Linked DNA regions of Homo sapiens: regions 2, 3 and 4 are each linked to region 1. Evidence: chromatin loops called from intact Hi-C (ENCODE). Cell type or tissue: K562. All regions are shown on one strand. Region 1 holds the start of ELDR (EGFR long non-coding downstream RNA). Region 2 has its middle 120 kb from the start of SEC61G-DT. Region 3 has its middle 83 kb from the start of SEC61G-DT. Region 4 overlaps EGFR (epidermal growth factor receptor).

The links. Hi-C counts contacts between places; a loop is a spot of excess contacts. Peaks named below come from ENCODE experiments on the same cell type or tissue, not always from the same donor. Only the 100,000 strongest peaks of a DNase experiment are listed, where the experiment ranks them.
Region 2: it touches region 1 in a loop (2.7-fold over the local background); 10 of 110 quality-filtered maps call a loop at or near these places.
Region 3: a loop joins it to region 1, with 2.5 times the contacts of the local background. A loop is called at or near these places in 31 of 110 quality-filtered maps.
Region 4: it touches region 1 in a loop (2.4-fold over the local background); 11 of 110 quality-filtered maps call a loop at or near these places.

The regions. Positions count from the first base shown.
Region 1 is chr7:55,253,337-55,258,336 of GRCh38, forward strand. It overlaps ELDR (EGFR long non-coding downstream RNA), which reads right to left and starts at 2,299. Exons shown (of 4, transcript NR_110426.1): 1 at 2,195-2,299; 2 at 1,851-2,082. RefSeq lists silencers at 1,416-1,975, 2,286-2,335. In K562, CTCF peaks have their summits at 1,682 (motif pointing left) and 2,376 (motif pointing left); DNase peaks (open chromatin) are centred at 1,705 and 2,355; H3K4me3 peaks cover 598 bases; H3K27me3 peaks cover 1,600 bases.
Region 2 is chr7:54,872,481-54,877,480 of GRCh38, forward strand. No RefSeq gene overlaps it. Among named protein-coding and RNA genes, the nearest start is that of SEC61G-DT, 120 kb to the left of the region's middle. In K562, no CTCF peak of the experiment used is centred here; no DNase peak of the experiment used is centred here.
Region 3 is chr7:54,840,008-54,845,007 of GRCh38, forward strand. No RefSeq gene overlaps it. Among named protein-coding and RNA genes, the nearest start is that of SEC61G-DT, 83 kb to the left of the region's middle. In K562, a CTCF peak has its summit at 1,914 (motif pointing left); no DNase peak of the experiment used is centred here; H3K27me3 peaks cover 86 bases.
Region 4 is chr7:55,172,305-55,177,304 of GRCh38, forward strand. EGFR (epidermal growth factor receptor) reads left to right here. Exons shown (of 28, transcript NM_005228.5): 17 at 679-820; 18 at 1,617-1,739; 19 at 2,418-2,516. Among named protein-coding and RNA genes, the nearest start is that of EGFR-AS1, 14 kb to the right of the region's middle. In K562, no CTCF peak of the experiment used is centred here; no DNase peak of the experiment used is centred here; H3K27me3 peaks cover 2,489 bases.

The DNA of each region.
Region 1 (5,000 bases):
GAACATTGTGAGGAGTGCACGATCTGGGTCAAACACCAGAGGGATGGTGTGGAAGACAAGGACTGAAAAATGTCTACTGGATAATTCTACCAAGCGGGGCAGCTGGGCACAACCACAGAGGAACTGACTTAAGGGGAAATTGTGCAGCCAGTAGTCAGGTGGAATCCAGATGTCAGTGGGACCTAGTGGAAGGGGCTTCAATTTTTGAATCGCTCAAGGTTGGCCAGAAGCTGGCTCTGTAATCTTGGACAAATAACAACTTCTCTGAGCCTCAGTTTCTCTTCTATAAAATGGACATAAAACACCTTCCTTGCAGAGTGTGATGGTTAATACTGAGTGTCAACTTGATTGGATTGAAGGATACAAAGTACTGTTCCTGGGTGTGTCTGTGAGGGTATTGCCAAAGGAGATTAGCATTTCATTTCAGTGGACTGGGAGAGGCAGACCCACCCTCAATTGGGTGGGCATCATCTAATCAGCTGCCAGTGCAGGTAGGATAACAGCAGGCAGACAAACGTGGAAGGACTTGACTGGCTGAGTCTTCCCGCCTCCATCTTTCTTCCGAGCTGGATGCTTCCTGCCCTCAAACACTGGACTCCAAGTTCTTCAGCTTTTGGACTCTTGGGCTTACACCAGTAGTTTGCCAGGTGCTCCCGGGCCTTCAGCCACAGACTGAAGACTGCATTGTTGGCTTCCCTACTTTTGAGGTTTGGGGACTCAGACTGGCTTCCTTGTTCCTTAGCTTGCAGACAGCCTATTGTGGGACTTCACCTTGTGATCGTGTGAGTCAATATTCCTTAATAAACTTCCCTTCATATATAGGTCTATCCTATCAGTGCTGTCCCTCTAGAGAACCCTGACTAACATAGAAGAGTTGTGAAAATGACCGTTGGTCTGCCCTCACCCTTTCCCTCTTGTCCTTTAACCGCATGCGCTCAGTGTTACCTTCCGTGGCACCTGCTCACCGTCATCCCGTGGTGACTCGTGTGGGTAACTTCATCAGAGAAGACCCTGCCTGTCACCTCAGGTACAGCCCACGAAGTAAGGTGGCTGCAAGCGCAGATCCTGCACCTGCCCAAGGTGAAACAAATCAGCTCCCGGAGCCTGAGGTGCAAAGGGCAGGAAGCTCCCTGCGCACCCCTGCGGCCCCAGCGCGGCTCTCCCAGTCCCGCTGCCTCCCACTCCGAGCCCCTGCCGTCTGGGACCCGCTCCACCTCCCGCTCCCGGGCCCTCGGGGCATCCTGTCTCCATTCGCAGCCCAGTGCCCTCCACTCCCACGGCCTCGGGTACAGCTTCCACAGGGAAATCACCCACATCTGTGTCTCTCGCCTCGTTCCCAGTCCTGAGGCCGACGCATGGCCACTGAGCACACAGATCCAGCACAGCGTCCCTCGCCTTTCCCGCGCCCCGGGCAGAGGATGAGCACCAGGCCAGCCCTGCAGCTCACGCCGGCAGCCCTGGGCTGGCTCCGCACCCGCGCCTCGGGCTTCCACGGTGGACCCAGGAGACACCCTCTCGCCCAGCCCAGCTTCCCTGCGGGACTGAGAGGGAGAAGGGAGGAGTCGGGGAGCGAAGGCGGAGGCAGAGCTGGGCTGCGGGAGGAGGCGCGACGGCGGCACCGGCGGGATGGAGCAGCGGGATCCCGCGGTGACCGGGCGGATGGAGTGGCCGAGAGCGCCCCCTGCCGGCCAAGGGTCCCCCCTCACACACTCCCGGTGTGGCCGGGAAGGCGGGAGCCGGGTTCCCTGCCGGGAAGGCGGGAGCCGGGTTCCCTGCCGGTGGAGCCGGCGGCTCAGCCGGGCCCCGCACGCACCGGCCCCGCAGGGCCAGGTCCCCGCCTCCAGGCCCACCTTCGGCGCTCGCAAACGTCCGGGTGGCTGCGGCCTGGCCACCATCCAGGCCTCGCCCACCGGCAGTTGCCCGGGTCCACACAGGGACAAGCTCGGTCTCCGCCGCGTCCCGCCTGAGCCTCGCCCGCGCCCAGGGGACTCCACGCTGCACAGGGAGAGGGCCGCTCCGTGTGACAATGCAAGAAGGGCGAGCTCTCTTTTCCACCTGTCTCATCTCAGTGTGAACGGCGCCCTGGAAAACAGAACTGTTCAGGGACTTCTGAGGAGCTCGGCCAACGCTCTTGCCTCCCTACATTTTCCCGAAATCTGCCTTTCAAACAGGCTTCCTCTTGTCACAGACGAACCCATCTCCACGTTAGAGTGCATCGTGGCGTTTCCTATTTTCATAAAAGCCAGCGCCCTGGAATTGTCAGTCTGTTCTTACACTGTGAGTGTAACGGCCCTCTGTTAAATCTCAGCAAACCCTCGCGCGCCAGAGAGGCCAGCCCCAGAGCCCGCGCCCTGGAACGCGGCGGACCGCGGGTGCCCTCTGCGGGTGGCGCGTGGCCTGCGCAGCGATCAGGTCCTCAAGTCCCGAAGCCCCAGTGCCAGCCTCCGAAAAGCTGGCCCGGCAGGAAGGAGCCCAGTTCCTGCCCACTGCCTTCCGACGTCCTGTAAGTGGACCCCGCTTCCCGGGCCTCAGTGGTCTGGTCTGGAATGAAGAGTCTGAGCCAGGTGGTCCCAAGCGCTGCCGGGCTCCCACATTTTCTGACAATGAGGTAATCAGTCACGTGCACTTGCCAAGGTTTGGGCACCAGACTCTTTGACACCTGGTGTAGACTCAGCAAAATCCCATGAGCCACTATGCCCTTCAGATCAATGGACTATCACCTACTTCATTCGGACTTTTCGACCTCAGGTGAGACTGGAGAGAAACCTGGGACAGAGGAGACAGCTGGCTGAGATTCCCGTTCCTGCGTCTGAAGGCTGGAGGGTATGGAGAGTCCCTAGACAGTGGCACTCACGCCTGCTGCGCCCTGTGCTGCAGGTTGTACGCGATATAAAACATGACACTGACTGCCCGTGAGGATCTTGACAAGTTGTTTTGAAGATGGCATTTTGCTAAGTCCCTGAGGGTCACTGGTCCTCAAAGCGGCATGGCGGCATGGCGTGGCTGGTTCTGCCACATGCCAGCTGTGTGACCTCTGAGACTCCACTTCTTCAGTGCTGAAAATAAAGAAGGAGTTTTACTAAGGACCAAACAAGATAATGAATGTGAAACTGCTCCACGAACCCCAAAGAATTATGCACATAGATGCGATCATTAAGATGCGAAGCCATCGAGTTACCACCTGGCATGCTTAAACTGTAAAGAGTGGGTCAAAGTAAACTGAATTGGAAAATCCAAAGTTATGCAGAAAAACAATAAAGAGGTCTTACGTAGCAATACCGAACTTATGTCAGGCACTATTTCTCAAAACACAACTCCACTGAGATGCTCCAAGGAAAGAAAGGATTTTGTGGGCAAAAGCTTGATGCCCCTCTAGGGCACTCACAATGCTCGTCAGCACACAGAGCTACAAATAGTTCAGATTTTGCCACCCAATTTGTTGCCAAAAACATTCAATTTCCAGATCTGCTTTGGATTTCAGAATTGCAGATTCAAAACATTGTAAACCCTGGATTAAAACCCATTAAAAGTTTCCTGTCTGAGTTGCTCCTATGTCTCTCGTCTCTTCAGAAGAATTTATCTTTTTCTTTTTGACAATCATTCTTTCATAAGAATTGGTCTTTCAACCTACTTTTAGTTCACCTAGTTGTTGGAAATTTAGTAGAAAAAATAACCTTGCCTTTTAGGGTTGATTTAGGTTAAAATGTCTAAGGTATATAAAGTGCTTATCATGTAACAAGGCACACGAGGGTTTATTACGTGTGATACACCTGTGGTGGAAGGGGTTTCTTGTGGCCTCAGGTCATGCAGGAGGGATTCCACCCCACAACTGCTCCAAAAAAAGCACCCATGCCACCACCTCACACCAATATTCTGAACCCCACGATAGTGACCTAACAAGTGTAAATAATAGTGAAAATCACAGGACAGACTAGTTGAACTCAGGACTGACCTAGAACATATGATATGCCAGATGACATGAGAGATGTAGATAGACGACATGAGAAAATGAGATCAATTGTCTAATAGTTGATTGATCCTTCAATGCCAGATTTTTATCTGCCATATAATTCTTACTGATTATATAGGCTGAAAGGCAGAGGAGGGATGATGATTCTATCCAATGAATATGGAGAATGGCTCCAAATTTTAACTCTCTAAAACATCACCATGTGCTGTGTCTTTTCCTACAAATCAGGATCTTTTTTCAACCAGTACATACCTCCTTGACCTGACAACACTTAATATAGGCAAAAAAAAAAAAAAAAAAAACTGTTCCCAAGTTGAGTATAATCATATCTGTAATTATATCCATAATCACAAGGATAACCACTGTTCCCAAATTAGGTATAGTCATGTAATAGCAGGCCCAGTTCTGGGCTTTCTATGCCTTTTATCTGTTTGTTGATCCTTATGCCTGTGCCACATTGTCTTGATCACTGCAGCTTTATTGGCTTTCTATAAGTTTTTTGTTTGTTTGTTTTTGAGACAGAGTTTCGCTCTGTCGCCCAGGCTGGAGTGCAGTGGCGCGATCTCCACTCACTGCAAGCTCTGCCTCCCGGGTTCACACCATTCTCCTGCCTCAGCCTCCTGAGTAGCTGGGACTACAGGCGCTCGCCACCACGCCTGGCTAATTTTTTGTATTTTTAGTAGAGACGGGGTTTCACCACGTTAGCCAGGATGGTCTCGATCTCCTGACCTCGTGATCCACCCTCCTTGGCCTCCCAAAGTGCTGGGATTACAGGTGTGAGCCACCGCGCCCGGCCGGCTTTCTATAAGTTTTGAAAGCTGGCAATGTAAGCCTGCCAACTTTTTTTTCCCCTTTTTCAAGATGGCTTTGCAGATTCTAGGTGCTTTGCATTTCCATATAGATTTTAAAAAATCATTTTGTCAATTCCCACAAAAAGTCCTGCTGGGCTTTCACGGAATGTATACACCTATTTGGGAAGAACTGCTATCTTAATAATAGTGACTCTTATAAGCCATAAACATGGTATATA
Region 2 (5,000 bases), 380 kb before region 1:
ATTATTAGATTTTGAATGTTCTTTATGTGTTATGAATACAATTTTTTACCATATATATGGGTTTTTAAAAAAAGCATTTTCTTCCAATCTGTGGCTTGTCTTTAATCTGTGGCTTGTCTTTTTATTTTATTAACAATGTCTTTTAAAAAGCATAACTTAAATTTTTGTTAATGTCTGATTTATTAGTATTTTTCTTTTTATGGTTTGTGCTTATGCTCTAAAATATTTGCCCAGCTTAAGTTCCAAAGATTTTTCTCATATACTTAATTCTTAAAGTTTTAAAATTTTTATCTCATACATTTAGGTTTATGATCCATTATGCATTAATTTTTTTGTATGTAGGACAAGATAAGAATTCAGTTCTACTTTTTTTCTTTTCTTTCATGTTTCCTTTTCTTTCTTCCTTCTTTTTATATAAAAAAATTGATGTCCAATTACTCCAGTACCATTTTTGATGCTATTTTCCCTCATTGAGTTACTTTGAAACATTTGTTGAAAGTAAAATAAGCATGGATGTATGGATCTAGTGACTTGAAGCATAGGTAAGCCCACTGCAGGGTGAATACTATTTATTTTTGTTTTTTTCTCTTCTACTCACAATGTTATAAAATCACTCAAGTATTATGAGACACAACAAATGCAAACAAAGACAACTCATTGTTAAGAGAAAAGGGAATGGACAAAGTTAGAACCACAAAACTATCACATGGAACTTTCTATTTACTATGAATTATGTGCTGAAGGATCTAGCAAAAACAAACAAACAAAACAACAAAAAAAACCCAAACAACACAGAGAAGGGATGGGCATTTTCAGAAGATAAATAGAAACTATAAAAGTTTTGAGTACAAACAGTAGAAATAAAAAAAAAAGGGCTCATACAATATAAAACATAAAGAAATCCTTTAATGGGTTAGCAGACTGGCCAAAGTTGAGGAACGAATCATTGAGCAAACTAGGTCAATAGAAATTATTCAAACTAAAATACAAAATGAAAAGTGAATGAAAAACAGAACAAAGTATCTAACATTCGTGTGACAATATCAAGTTGCCTAACATACATGTATGTAATTGGCATCCCCAAAGGAGAAGAAAGAAAACATGGCAGAATACTTCAGAAAACAATGGCCAATAATTTTCCAAATGAATAAAATCCATAAATTTAATAGACTCAGAGAACAACAATTAGCATTCAGATACACACAAACACACATACATATAAACAAATACATACATACATACCCAAATACATCATAGTCAAATTGCTGAAAACCAAAGATACAGTAAATACCAAAGGCACCCAGAGAAAAGACTACATGAAGAACAAAGATAAGGATGATGACAAATTTCTTAAAAATATGTAATCCAGAAAACAATGGATTGACACCTTTAAAATAATGAAGTTAAAAAAAATCCATCAGGCCAGGCTCAGTGGCTCATGCCTGTAATCCCAGCACTTTGGGAGGCTGAGGTGGGCAGATCACCTGAGGTCAAGAGTTCAAGACCAGCCTGCCAACATGGTGAAACCCCATCTCTACTAAAAATACAAAAATTAGCTGGGCATGGTGGCAGTCACCTGTAATCCCAGCTACTCAGGAGGCTGAGGCAGGAGAATTGCTTGAACCTGGGAGGCAGAGGTTGCAGTGAGCCAAGATCATGCATTCCAGCCTGGGCCACAAGACTGAGACTCTGTCTCAAAAAAAAAAAAAAAAAAAAAAAAGAAAAGAAAAGAAAAGAAATCCATTAATCTAGAATTCTAAATGCAGTGAAAATAAATATATTTCAGTAAGGAAGATCAAATAAAAAATGTTCAGGAAAACAACATGCAGCGATGAAATGTTAAAAGAAGCTCTTAAGACCAAGTAAATAATAATGCAAATCAAAATGTGAAACTAGACAAATTAATAAAAAGTGCTGTAAATGGCAAAACAAAGGTAAATACAAATAAAGTACATTTTTCTTAAGTCATTTTAAAAGATGATTACTTAAAACAAAAATAATAATAAAACATACGGTTTTATTACACATGTAGAATTTAAAAGTTTGACAAACATAGCATAATGAATGGAAGAGAGGAAATGGAAGATTTGTAAGGTTTTTACATTATATCTGAAGTTGTTTAATGTAATTTAAAAGCCGACTATGGTAAGTTAAGAATATACATTCAAACTTTAAAGCAATCACTAAAAAATTTTAGTAGATGTGGAAATAATAAGCCAATAGTAGAGATGAAAAAGGAATATAAAAATAGCCAATTAAACCTGGAAAAGCATAAATATTTCTTTATAAGGTTTTATAGGAATATGTGTTTTCATTTGTCTTAGGTATATACCTAAAAGTGGAATTGCTGGGTCATATACTATATGTTTAGACTTTTGAGAAACTGCTAGACTGTTTTCCCAAGGAACTGCACCATTTAACACTCCCATCAGCAATCTATGAGGGTTTCTATTTCTCCACATCTTCACCAACAAATATTACCTCTTTTAAATCATAGCCATCCCAGTGAACGTGAAGTGGTAGCTCACTGTGGTTTTTGTTTGCATTTCCCTTATGACTAACTATATGCAGAATCTTTTCATGTGCTTAGTGAACATTTGTATGTCTTCTTTAAAGAAATATCTATTTAAACTCTGTCCATTTTTAATTGGATTGTCTTTTATTGTTGAATTTAATAGTTCTTTATATATTACAAATATAGGTCTGTTATTCAATACATGGTTTGCAAATATTTTATCTCATTCTTTGGATTATGTTTCCACTTTCTTGTTAACATCTTTTGAAGAGCAAAAGTTTTCAATTGCATTATGGTAAAGTTCAATTTATCTATTTTTTCTTGTTACTTGTATTTTCCTTGTCATATTTAAGAAGGCTTTGCCTAAGCCAAGACTATAAAGATTTACCTCTATATATTCTTCTAAGAGTTTTATACTTTTGTTTTTTACATTTTTGAATCTATGATCCATTCTGAGTTAATATTTTTATATGGTGTGAGGAAGAGGGAAAACTTTATTCTTTTACATGTAGATATCTGGTTGTTAAAAAAGATTTGTTAAAAAGATTATTCTTTCCCCCACTTAATTGTCTTGGCATCCTTGTTGAAAATTAATTGACCATAAATGTAAGAGTTTACTTCTGAACTATAAACTCTATTCCACTGATATTTATTTTTATCCTTATGCTAATACCATACTGTACTCATTACTATAGCTTTCTATTGAATGTTAAAATTGAGAAGTTCGAGTTCTCCAACCCCCATCTTTTTTATGATAATTTTAGATATTGTGAGCCCATCAAATTTCCATATGAATTTCAGGATCAGCTTATCAATGTATGCAAAAAATGTAGCTGTGATTTTCATAGGGATTGTGGTGAATCTGTAGATCAATTTGGAGAACATTGGGGAATATTGCCATTTTAACCATATTAAGTCTTCCAATCTGTAAGTATGACATGGATTACCATTTATTTAGATCGACTTTGATTTCTTTCAGTTATGTTTTGTATTATTGAATGTAGAAGTCTTTTACTTTTTTGTTAAATTTATTCCTAAGTATTTGATTATTTGATGCTATTGTATTAATAAATGAAATTGTTATTAATTAAACCTAATTGCATCTTTGAATCTGAAGTGCATTTCCTGTAGTGAACATAAAGGTGGATTTTGCTATAATCTGAATGTTTTTGTCCCCCCACGAATTCTTATGTTGAAATCCTAACTCCCAAGGTGGTAGTATTAGTAATTGGGGTCTTTTGGAGGTGATTATGTTACATGGGTAAAGCCATCATAAATGGGATTAGTACTCTTTTATAAAGAGGCTGAAGAAAGACTCCTTCTCCCTTCCATCACATGAGGTTATGATGAGAAGACAGCTGTCTATAAAGAAGCAAGCCATCACCAGACACTCTATCTCCTGGCAGCTTCATCCTGGACTATCAAGCCTCCAAAATTGTGAGAAATTTCTGTTGTTTATAAGCCACCCAGTCTATGGTATTTTGTAATAGTATCCCATATGAACTAAGACAGATCTTTCTATATCTGGACTGTCAATCTATGCTTTTGATCAGCATAATTAATCCTTTCACATTTATTTTTATTATTGATAAAACTGTATTTATATCTTACATTTTATCTTTCTTTTTTCTATATTTCTCGTGTCATTTTTATTCTACTTTTTCTCATTTATCGCTTTTTTGCATTAAGTAAATATTTTTCTAGTGTGACTTTTATTTCCTTTAATGAACTTATGCAACTTTTAGTTCCTTTTTATTATATATTTAATTATTTTATGTATGCTGGGCTTACCACATACATCTTAACTTGTCAGAATATCCTTGGGATTTATACTAACTTTATTCTTGTGAGATACAGAAATGATATTTTCTATTTCACAGTGATAAGACATTGTCATTATGCCCTCTACCTTTTCATTTTTATTTTACCTTTTCCTTTCCCTTTACCCCTTTGCCTTTTTTACCTTAGTTCTTTTAGCACATTTTTGTTGTTGTTGTTGTTGTTGTTGAGATGGAGTCTTGCTCTGTTGCCCAGGCTGGAGTGAAGTGGCATGATCTCGGCTCACTGCAACCTCTGCCTCCTGGGTTCAAGCAATTCTCCTGCCTCAGCCTCCCAAGTAGCTGGGATTACAGGTATGTGCCACCACGCCTGGCTAATATTTTTGTATTTTTAGTAGAGATGGGGTTTCACCATTTTGGCCAGACTGATCTCAAACTCCTGACCTTATGATCCGCCTGCCTTGGCCTCCCAAAGTACTGGGATTACAGGCACGAGCCACCATGCCCAGCCCCTTTGAGCACATTTATAATAGCTTCTTTGAGGTCTTTGTCTGCTAAATTTTAAAACAGAACTCTCTCAAAGGCAGTTGGTGTTGCCTGCTTTTTTTCTTGTATATAGATTGATTTCCTTTTTTGCTTTTGCAAATCTTGTGATTTTTTGTTAAAAATATCATTTTAGATACACTATTGTAGCAACAGTGAATAGT
Region 3 (5,000 bases), 410 kb before region 1:
CAGGTGATGCTGATGCTGCAGCACACTGAGGAAGCCACTGCTGCAGTCCCACCAGTTCACGGAAAGTGGCTGCAGTGTGCAAATGTTTCAGAACTGCTGGGGCAGAGACCAAGGCCCTTGTTCCCTGAAACATTGATTAAGACGCCTAGGCTTCTCTGATGCCTGGGTCCATGTATTTAACAAACGTTTATTGCATACACAATGCGAGGTGCAACACAGTAGGCACAGCAGTCATGACACACCCCCAGCACCTCACAGTCAGAGGAAAAACAAGGACAAAAGAGCCACATTTAAGCAGAATTAGATTCCAAGCTGCAGTACAACATTTTTGAGGAACTACCCCCCTCCAGGATTAAAGTGTTTACTTTGGGAAAGTCCTTCTAATAATGGTATACTTCCAAATTCATCAATAAAAGACTTCAGCAGTTAAAAAATAATTATCATCAAGGATAACATTTTCAGACTACTGACTTTGCTCCAGGTCCTTTCAAAGTGTTGATTCATTTATTCCACACAACAGCCTATGGAAGTAGATTCTGTTATTTCCCCCCATGTTACAGATGTGAAAACTGAGATACAGAGGGTTAAGTGACCTGCCCAGGACCACACAGAGAGGAAGAGGAGAAGTTAAGATTCACACCCTACCGATCTGGACGTTATAGTCCATTCATAAAATGATTGTGATACATTTGAAAGCTAAAAATGTTTTTTTTTCTGTTGAAAAAGTAACAAACACATGTATAAAATCTGAAATTTAAAAGGAGTTACAATATTTTCAAAATTCCGCCATGTCCCCACCACCCAGAGAGCTGCTGTTTACCTTCTGGTCTGCCAACTTCTTTAGGAACAAGAGAACTGCAAATATATGGTACCCAATTGAGATACAGAAAATTGTTGTAATCTACATTTTATATAATGGTGCTTAGAAATACAATCTACACATAATTATACAAAATGCATGTCTATTGAAAAAAACTGAATAACAGTAGAAAGAACAAAATAAGAATCATTCAATACTTCAGGATTACAAATTCATACTCCAAGAGCTTACGAGAATTAAATGGAAATTAAAGAACATCTGTATAGATGCAAGATAACGAGATGAGGAACATGTCTCTACATAAATATTCACTGAATTCCTGATTTTCATTTTTACACTGACATTTTTACTTTGTGCCTTTATGTTATCATTGAAGATGTCCCTTCAGATACTTCAGATATTTTACTTTACATTTTAATGGTTTTAGTGTGGTGGAGACACCCTGAGAAGCTACTCAATCTTTCTCATTCAGTAATTTTCTATTTTTCATCTTAACTCAGGACAAAAAGACACAAACAGTTTATGATGTTAGAGAAAGAGTTGAAAGTAAAATTGGTAGACATATGGATTGTTAATTTCTCTAGAGGATCCCAAGGGAAATAGAAATATTTTAACTGAGTGTTTTACATTGTTAACTCAATGCTTTGTCATATGTTTTGCTTTGACCAATGCACTTGAAAATTTTCTCTAACTTGCTGAAAGGGTAATGTAGACAAACATCTTTGCATTGCTATTTATTTGCGTTTAAGTGCATGCATTCTGGTAATAGTGTTTCCCAAAGAATAGTTTGTGGACATTAGTCTCATAATGTTCCACAGAAGAAGGGCTCTGTGGTCTAACACGTTTCAGGAAACATTAATACCACAAATCCTCCTCTGGGTATGTGTAATATCTGAGAACTTCTAAAGAGGAAAAAATAAAGCCACTAGTATCATTAGTATCATACGTTTTGATGACTCTGAATGTCAGTTTTCACACTAGGTCACTTTTGTATAACTGTCAGAGAGACATGCTATAAATTTTGGGGATTTTACAGTACAATATTGCACATCATTCACACTGAAGTGCATATGTCACGCCCCCTGGAGGACACAGAGCCAAGGCCAGCAGGTCAGTGGCCTTGGTTTGCAGCAGTGTTGGCAGAAGCACTTTATTCTCTTTCCTCCATTTCCTATGTGTACTGGAGACGCAAAGTAAACCAGGTTGTCTGCCAAACTTGAAGGAAGCCAGAGAGTCCAGAAAACTGTAGGCTTTCCTGCACCCAGAGGGAGATATTACTCTTGGAAATAAGACTTTTTCAAACGATAACCTTCTAGGTGAAAGAAAGTACTATTTGAGCTTCTCTTCTCCAAACTGTTGGTCTTTCACAATGAAAAGAGTTTGGCCTCAACAAGTGAACAAGGACCAAGGGTAACTAAACAGCTCAGGCAGACACAAAAGCCTGGTTGTTGCAACCGAATTGACTTAGCATTTACTGCGTTTTAAAACTCAAATCCATTTGGTAAGGGGGCCTAATCATCTAAGAAAAACAGTCATGTGAAGAAACAGGATGCTGCATCTGATTGATTTATAAAAGCATCAGGTTACTGAAGTTTTAGCCAGCTCATAGGAAAAATACTTTCCCATTTACTCCCCATTTCCTTCACGTCAGGATAAACTCATTCCCACACTACAAAATATGCCTTCAAAATCCCATACCCTGCATGAGACCAAATTCTTTGGCTTTTGGAGGGCTTTCTCCACAGCCTGAAATTGATTCCTGACAGCAGTTCCTTTGTGGCTTTGCTCAAACAAACTCGGAATCTTTTGGCTCATGGCACCAGCAGTAATTGAAAGAAGATACCACCACTGTTTTGTACATTCATGGAGCTGCTCAGGAGAAATGTGCTTTCTTTCCTGATCAAGGCTTTACTGCACTGCAATTGTCTTTGGTCCCATGTAAGCATGTTTATCGTTCCTAACATCCCTTTTGCTGTTGTTGTTTAGTTGTTTTACTTTTTTATTTTTCAAGGATAATTTCAATAATATTGCCATGTACACAATGGCATGTTACATATAAATATGTCAACATAATGTCTATAACTTATTATATCTGGGTATTTATAGCAGAAACATAGACAGTCATAAATACATACTCAGGAAATTCCGGGCTATTTCTGATTTTCAAACACATGTAATATGTGGTCTCATTGAGAGTTTTCTCTGTTGTTTCTGGAGAACATTATTTACACAGCCAGAAAACAAAAACTTTTTTAAAAGTACAACTAATTTTAATATGAAGAGGAATCTGCTTTTGCTTTGTAAAGGTGTATTTTCTGTAGAAATATTGAACTGACAAGGGTGTGAAGGAAAAGTATTTTCCAAGAGAAGGCAAATGTGGAACTAGATAGAAAAGAATGAATTAGAAAATTATGTAGATTTTGGAAGATGTTCCTCTATTTTTTTCTATTATCTAAGTTTCATAGATATTTTTTTCCTATGGAAGGAATATCTGTCTTGATATTTACTGTAGTTATGATTGGAATGGTGCTATTTCTCCAATATATGAATGGAATACTCTTAGTGATAGGGAAATTTTTCAGATATCAATAAATGAATTGTAAGTATCACGGTGTTGCTTTTCTTGCTTTACACAAAATACTGCTGGGTTTCTTAGCTATAAACCATAAATCCTTTGCCTTATGGCCCTCATAGTGATTGAGATTAGAAGTAATTGATCCATTACTGAACTAGTGTTATACTAGGCATCAATGAAGATGTTTTCTTTGACATTTTCTGTGTAGCCTTCTAATAACAATAGCATTTATCGTGCACTTACATTGTGCATTGTTTGTTTGGTACAAGCATAAGCTCGCTTAACTTCAAAACCTGTAAGGCATAGTTATTATTATGATTATTTCTGCGCTCAGAAGAAGAAACCAAAACAAAGGTTAAATAATGTGTTGAAGGTAAAGAATGGTGTAAGAATTAAACCCTGGTGGTTTAACTTCCTGGGATTTTAATCATTTCTTTTAACACTATTAGTTCTCTCTTAAAATGAACATGCTCATTAAATTAATTCAAATCAATATTAGGCTGCCCTTTTAAAAAACTCAGAGCAAACAAGAACAATTAAATTATGTATTTACTTGCCTTTGACCTTGAGCAATTGACCTTTCTCTAGACAGGGCTAACAATTTTACTTGGATTTGAGTAGCTGCAAAAATTGCTGAGAAGTCAATTTAAAGTCTTAGGAAAACGTTTTATCAGACTGAAGTCTCCTAAATCATTTGTCAATCACTTGTTGGTAGTCATTTAAGTCGAGCTCAATCGCCCTAAGCCACATATTCATTTTAATCCATGAATAATGTAGTAATGACTCATTGACAGCTATTAACCAGCTCCTAGAGTTTTCATACCTGCAACTTTTAAGGGATTCTAAGCAAAGCATTCTAGAAATAAAACAATATAAATAGAAAGTAGTCATTTCACTTTCATTTTAGGGTAGATGACATGATACAAGGATGACTTTAGTAATAATCAATTGCTCTATGATACCTAGAGTTGTCCCTTGGTGAAACTTGGTTTCACAGCTTCTACCTCTCAAATGTATCCAGAATCCAACCACTTCTCACTACTTTCCTTCTCACCACTTGTGAAATAAAACCCCTGGCCCTGAATTTAAATCCTGCTCCAAGCCAAATCATCATGCCTCCCCTGGATTTTGGCATTAACTCCCTAAACTGTCTCCTAAATTGCCACCTTTGTCCACAGTATTCTCAACAGGGAAGCCAGGTGATCCTTACAAAATGTAAGTGATACCATGTCATCTGCCATCTACAAATCCTATTCCTTTCGCTCAAGGCCTTTCTTCCTATGGGTGTGAGGCAGCAGGTTCACTGCTTCCCTGTGATTCTGACTTCGTCTCCTCCTGTTCTCCTCCTCACTCATGCCACTCAACCCGCAGGCTCCCTGTTGTTGACCCCGCCATGCCCTGCCTGCACACGAAAATAGTTCTCTTTAGCCTGCTCTGTGAATTCCTCAGAATTTATAACTTCCAGCACCCCATATGATTTGTATATTTATTATCTTTTGTGTAGTATTTATTATTTATCTTACCTGATGAGAATGTAAGCTCTCTAAGCAAGTGGAGCTTATTGTCCGCTCTGTTTGAACAAAACAGATCAGCATCTGGTAGGTT
Region 4 (5,000 bases), 81 kb before region 1:
CATGTGGCTTCTGGTTTCCTCTCTCTGGAACTAGACATGACCTCTGTGGGAGGGAGGATTAAATGCACCCTACAGTCTGAGGCTGCATGATGACATCACTCATCACAATGATGCTTTCTATGTCTGAATCCTATTCCTTTATAACCCCTTTCAAGCTCGTTCAGAGAGTATTTCACACAATCCATGTGCTCATCTTAAAAGCCAAGGACCCAGAGGAGTCTCAGCATTGCCAAAAAGTCCCTTCACCCAGCCTGGCCAGAGGCAGTGCCTGGTCCATGTGTATGGACTATGGCACTTCAATTGCATGGAAATACTCTTGGAATGAACAAAATACCAATCCATGAAAAAGCATTATTGAAGTCTAAGTTATTTTTTGAATCATATTTTGTTAATCAACAAATTGAAAAATACTCATTATATGGAGAGGTCCAGATAAAGCCTCAATTTTAAAAAATGAGGAAAAGTGTGCCTGGTAGGGGACTGGGGAGAGCTTGAGAAAGTTGGAAACGTTGCCTTAGAAGCCTGTTTTTTCTCCTTTTAGAAGCTACATAGTGTCTCACTTTCCAAGATCATTCTACAAGATGTCAGTGCACTGAAACATGCAGGGGCGTGTTGAGTGCCAAGGCCATGGAATCTGTCAGCAACCTCACCCTTCCTTGTTCCTCCACCTCATTCCAGGCCTAAGATCCCGTCCATCGCCACTGGGATGGTGGGGGCCCTCCTCTTGCTGCTGGTGGTGGCCCTGGGGATCGGCCTCTTCATGCGAAGGCGCCACATCGTTCGGAAGCGCACGCTGCGGAGGCTGCTGCAGGAGAGGGAGGTGAGTGCCAGTCCTGGGTGGGCTCAGGAGCCCTCGCACCCCGACAGGAACAAGGGCCAGCCCCGAGAACGGGCCATTAGCAGTTGTGTATGTTAGATACATAATTGTATTATGATGCAGAAAGAATCTCTGAATGTGCAGTTATACCCAGTTGGTGACATGTTGGTACATCCATCCGAGGAAATGGCAATGTTTCTAGGCTGCACCCTTCAATGTCCACAAAGCTGTGTGGCATCTGCTTAGGACCCGGTGCCTGTGTGTGCATAGGAGGGAGGCCAGGAAGCCTGGCTGTTGATCCCATGCTGGCACTGTGGCGAAGGCGAGAGATTCCTGCTTTGGAAAACACCATTGTCCACACAGTGGCTTTGTCCATGATGGACTTCGCCACAGCCCAGTCCTGTGCTGGAAGCCATGTTCTCTGGAAAGAGCAACCCAGCGGCTCATAAGCATAAGCGCGTGTGATGTGCCCCAACCAAACGACCGCCATGCACAACTTCCCTACCGGAGTTTTCAATCCAGTTAATAGGCGTGGAAACAGACATAGAAATTGTGTTTGTTGAAAGGTAGCTGTTCAGTTAAAGAACACCTGTATCAGAGCCTGTGTTTCTACCAACTTCTGTCAAGCTCTGTAGAGAAGGCGTACATTTGTCCTTCCAAATGAGCTGGCAAGTGCCGTGTCCTGGCACCCAAGCCCATGCCGTGGCTGCTGGTCCCCCTGCTGGGCCATGTCTGGCACTGCTTTCCAGCATGGTGAGGGCTGAGGTGACCCTTGTCTCTGTGTTCTTGTCCCCCCCAGCTTGTGGAGCCTCTTACACCCAGTGGAGAAGCTCCCAACCAAGCTCTCTTGAGGATCTTGAAGGAAACTGAATTCAAAAAGATCAAAGTGCTGGGCTCCGGTGCGTTCGGCACGGTGTATAAGGTAAGGTCCCTGGCACAGGCCTCTGGGCTGGGCCGCAGGGCCTCTCATGGTCTGGTGGGGAGCCCAGAGTCCTTGCAAGCTGTATATTTCCATCATCTACTTTACTCTTTGTTTCACTGAGTGTTTGGGAAACTCCAGTGTTTTTCCCAAGTTATTGAGAGGAAATCTTTTATAACCACAGTAATCAGTGGTCCTGTGAGACCAATTCACAGACCAAAGGCATTTTTATGAAAGGGGCCATTGACCTTGCCATGGGGTGCAGCACAGGGCGGGAGGAGGGCCGCCTCTCACCGCACGGCATCAGAATGCAGCCCAGCTGAAATGGGCTCATCTTCGTTTGCTTCTTCTAGATCCTCTTTGCATGAAATCTGATTTCAGTTAGGCCTAGACGCAGCATCATTAAATTCTGGATGAAATGATCCACACGGACTTTATAACAGGCTTTACAAGCTTGAGATTCTTTTATCTAAATAATCAGTGTGATTCGTGGAGCCCAACAGCTGCAGGGCTGCGGGGGCGTCACAGCCCCCAGCAATATCAGCCTTAGGTGCGGCTCCACAGCCCCAGTGTCCCTCACCTTCGGGGTGCATCGCTGGTAACATCCACCCAGATCACTGGGCAGCATGTGGCACCATCTCACAATTGCCAGTTAACGTCTTCCTTCTCTCTCTGTCATAGGGACTCTGGATCCCAGAAGGTGAGAAAGTTAAAATTCCCGTCGCTATCAAGGAATTAAGAGAAGCAACATCTCCGAAAGCCAACAAGGAAATCCTCGATGTGAGTTTCTGCTTTGCTGTGTGGGGGTCCATGGCTCTGAACCTCAGGCCCACCTTTTCTCATGTCTGGCAGCTGCTCTGCTCTAGACCCTGCTCATCTCCACATCCTAAATGTTCACTTTCTATGTCTTTCCCTTTCTAGCTCTAGTGGGTATAACTCCCTCCCCTTAGAGACAGCACTGGCCTCTCCCATGCTGGTATCCACCCCAAAAGGCTGGAAACAGGCAATTACTGGCATCTACCCAGCACTAGTTTCTTGACACGCATGATGAGTGAGTGCTCTTGGTGAGCCTGGAGCATGGGTATTGTTTTTGGTATTTTTTGGATGAAGAAATGGAGGCATAAAGAAATTGGCTGACCCTTATATGGCTGGGATAGGGTTTAAGCCCCTTGTTATTTCTGACTCTGAAACTTGCATTCAATTCACTCCACCAAGTTATCTCATCTTTGAAATGGCTTTTTTTAAAGGTGCCTAGAATATGATGGCGTGCAGTCTATAAACTGTTGCCCACCTTCTGTACTTTCTCTCAGAATAATTCACATTCTTCTCCAGTGTCTGTTGATTGTTACTTTGTGGAATAAGTTCTTGGAAAATTCCACAAGATTATTGTTATCTTCTTACTACCAATTCTATTGAACTTTCTCCACCTTCTCTGGGCCTTCCCCAGCCAGTGGTGGGAAGATGCTGGCTGGAGTCTGACAGAGCCTCTTCTACACTGGCCTGGGCTTGCTGTGAGTTGGTGGAAACCTTTGCTCTTGTCCCAACACAGAGCAAGTGAAAGAGGAGGTCAAGGGGCTCAGGCAGCGGACTAGGGAAGCAGAATCGAGGAAAAGGAAAAATGGCTGACTTATTACCTCAAAACTCTAGAGAATTTAGTTGATCTTACAGCCAAGAAGGACAAAAGCCAGAGAGTAATATCCTCCGCCTCATGTCTAACCCACAGAATACATAGCAAGTAAAGAGAACATGGGCCTTTATAAAAATGTCTTAAGATACAATTTTTTAATTGGAGGAAATCTACAGTTTAATTTTCTCTGGGCAGCTTTTCTTCCTTTTATTATAGTAGGGGAAATCCCATGTTGATATACTTCTAAATGAAAGATGATGAATTGATATAATACAATAAAAAATCTGTAAAATTGATGATATACTTATCAAGAAAAATTAGCTTTCATTTTAACGGTTTACAAATTGAGTCAAGTCCTAGTAACAAAATGTTAAGTCTATTAACATAACCACAAGAAATACAGGAAGACGGGCAATCTGTGAAGCCTTTCACTTACAATCTCTGGCCCCTCACCTGTGCTGTGTAGGAAAATCTTTGTGCACAATTTGCTTCCTTAATTCATTTTTTATTCATTCAACACATTCTAATAAATTATACAAAATCATGTTGAAATGTGAATTTCAGTGGTATTTATAAATGCAGTGTGAGGAGGGTTTGGATGTATTCTAAGACAATAGTTGTGCTTTGGGAAGGAAGCAGTGTTCACTGAAAAGTGCCCCCAGGACCTTTTAATTGGAGGAAATATGCTTCTGTGGAGTTGGAAATGGGGTAGAAGATAGATAAGGTCAAGGCTTAAAAGTTAAGTGCACCCAACATCTGAAGCGTCCATGGGCCTGGCATGGTGGCTTTCGCCTGTAATCCCAGCACTTTGGGAGGCTGAGGCAGGAGGATCCCTTGAGCTTAGGAGTTTGAGACCAGCCTGGGCAACATACTGAGACCCAGTCTCTACAAAAAATAAAAAATTAGCTGGGTGTGGTGTCTCATGCCTGTAGTCCCAGCCACTCAGGAGATGGGAAGATGGCTTGAGTCCAGGAGATCTAGGCTGCAGTGAGCTAAAATCTCACCACTGCACTCCAGCCTGGGTGACAAAGCAAGACCCTGCTCAAAAAAATAGTTAGATATAAATATTAATATAGATACCTATATATATCTGAATATAGATATCTATATATACTCTGTATATAGTTATTTAGATATATAAATATATATGATATATATTTAGAGAGATATATATTTAGAGAGATATATATTTAGAGATTTATATATATTTTATATATATTTAGAGATATATATCTCTAAATATATATCTCTCTCTAAATATATATATATCTCTCTCTAAATATATATATATCCCTAAATATATTAAATAAATAAAAGAAATAAAAGAAAGCTCAGTTTGGCCTCCTGCTTGTCCTGTCTCCTCATCCCCTCTTCCCCCTCCATCATTTTATTTCCTTGCCCCATGTTTCTTCACTGCGGCCATGTCCCCCCTCCTCTCCAATGATGGATGTCATGTCTGCTGCAGTCAGAGGGCGACAAGCCTGGAGTGTTCCCTGAAGCCTGTGGTTTGTGGTTTGTCCTGCAGCTCAGGCTGCCCAGGCCTCACCAGCAATCCTGGCGGGCAGGGCACCACACTGGGATGGAGAGGGGGAAGCTGGAGGAGGCACTTTCTGGTAAAGAAAGCAAAAGCCAGCAGT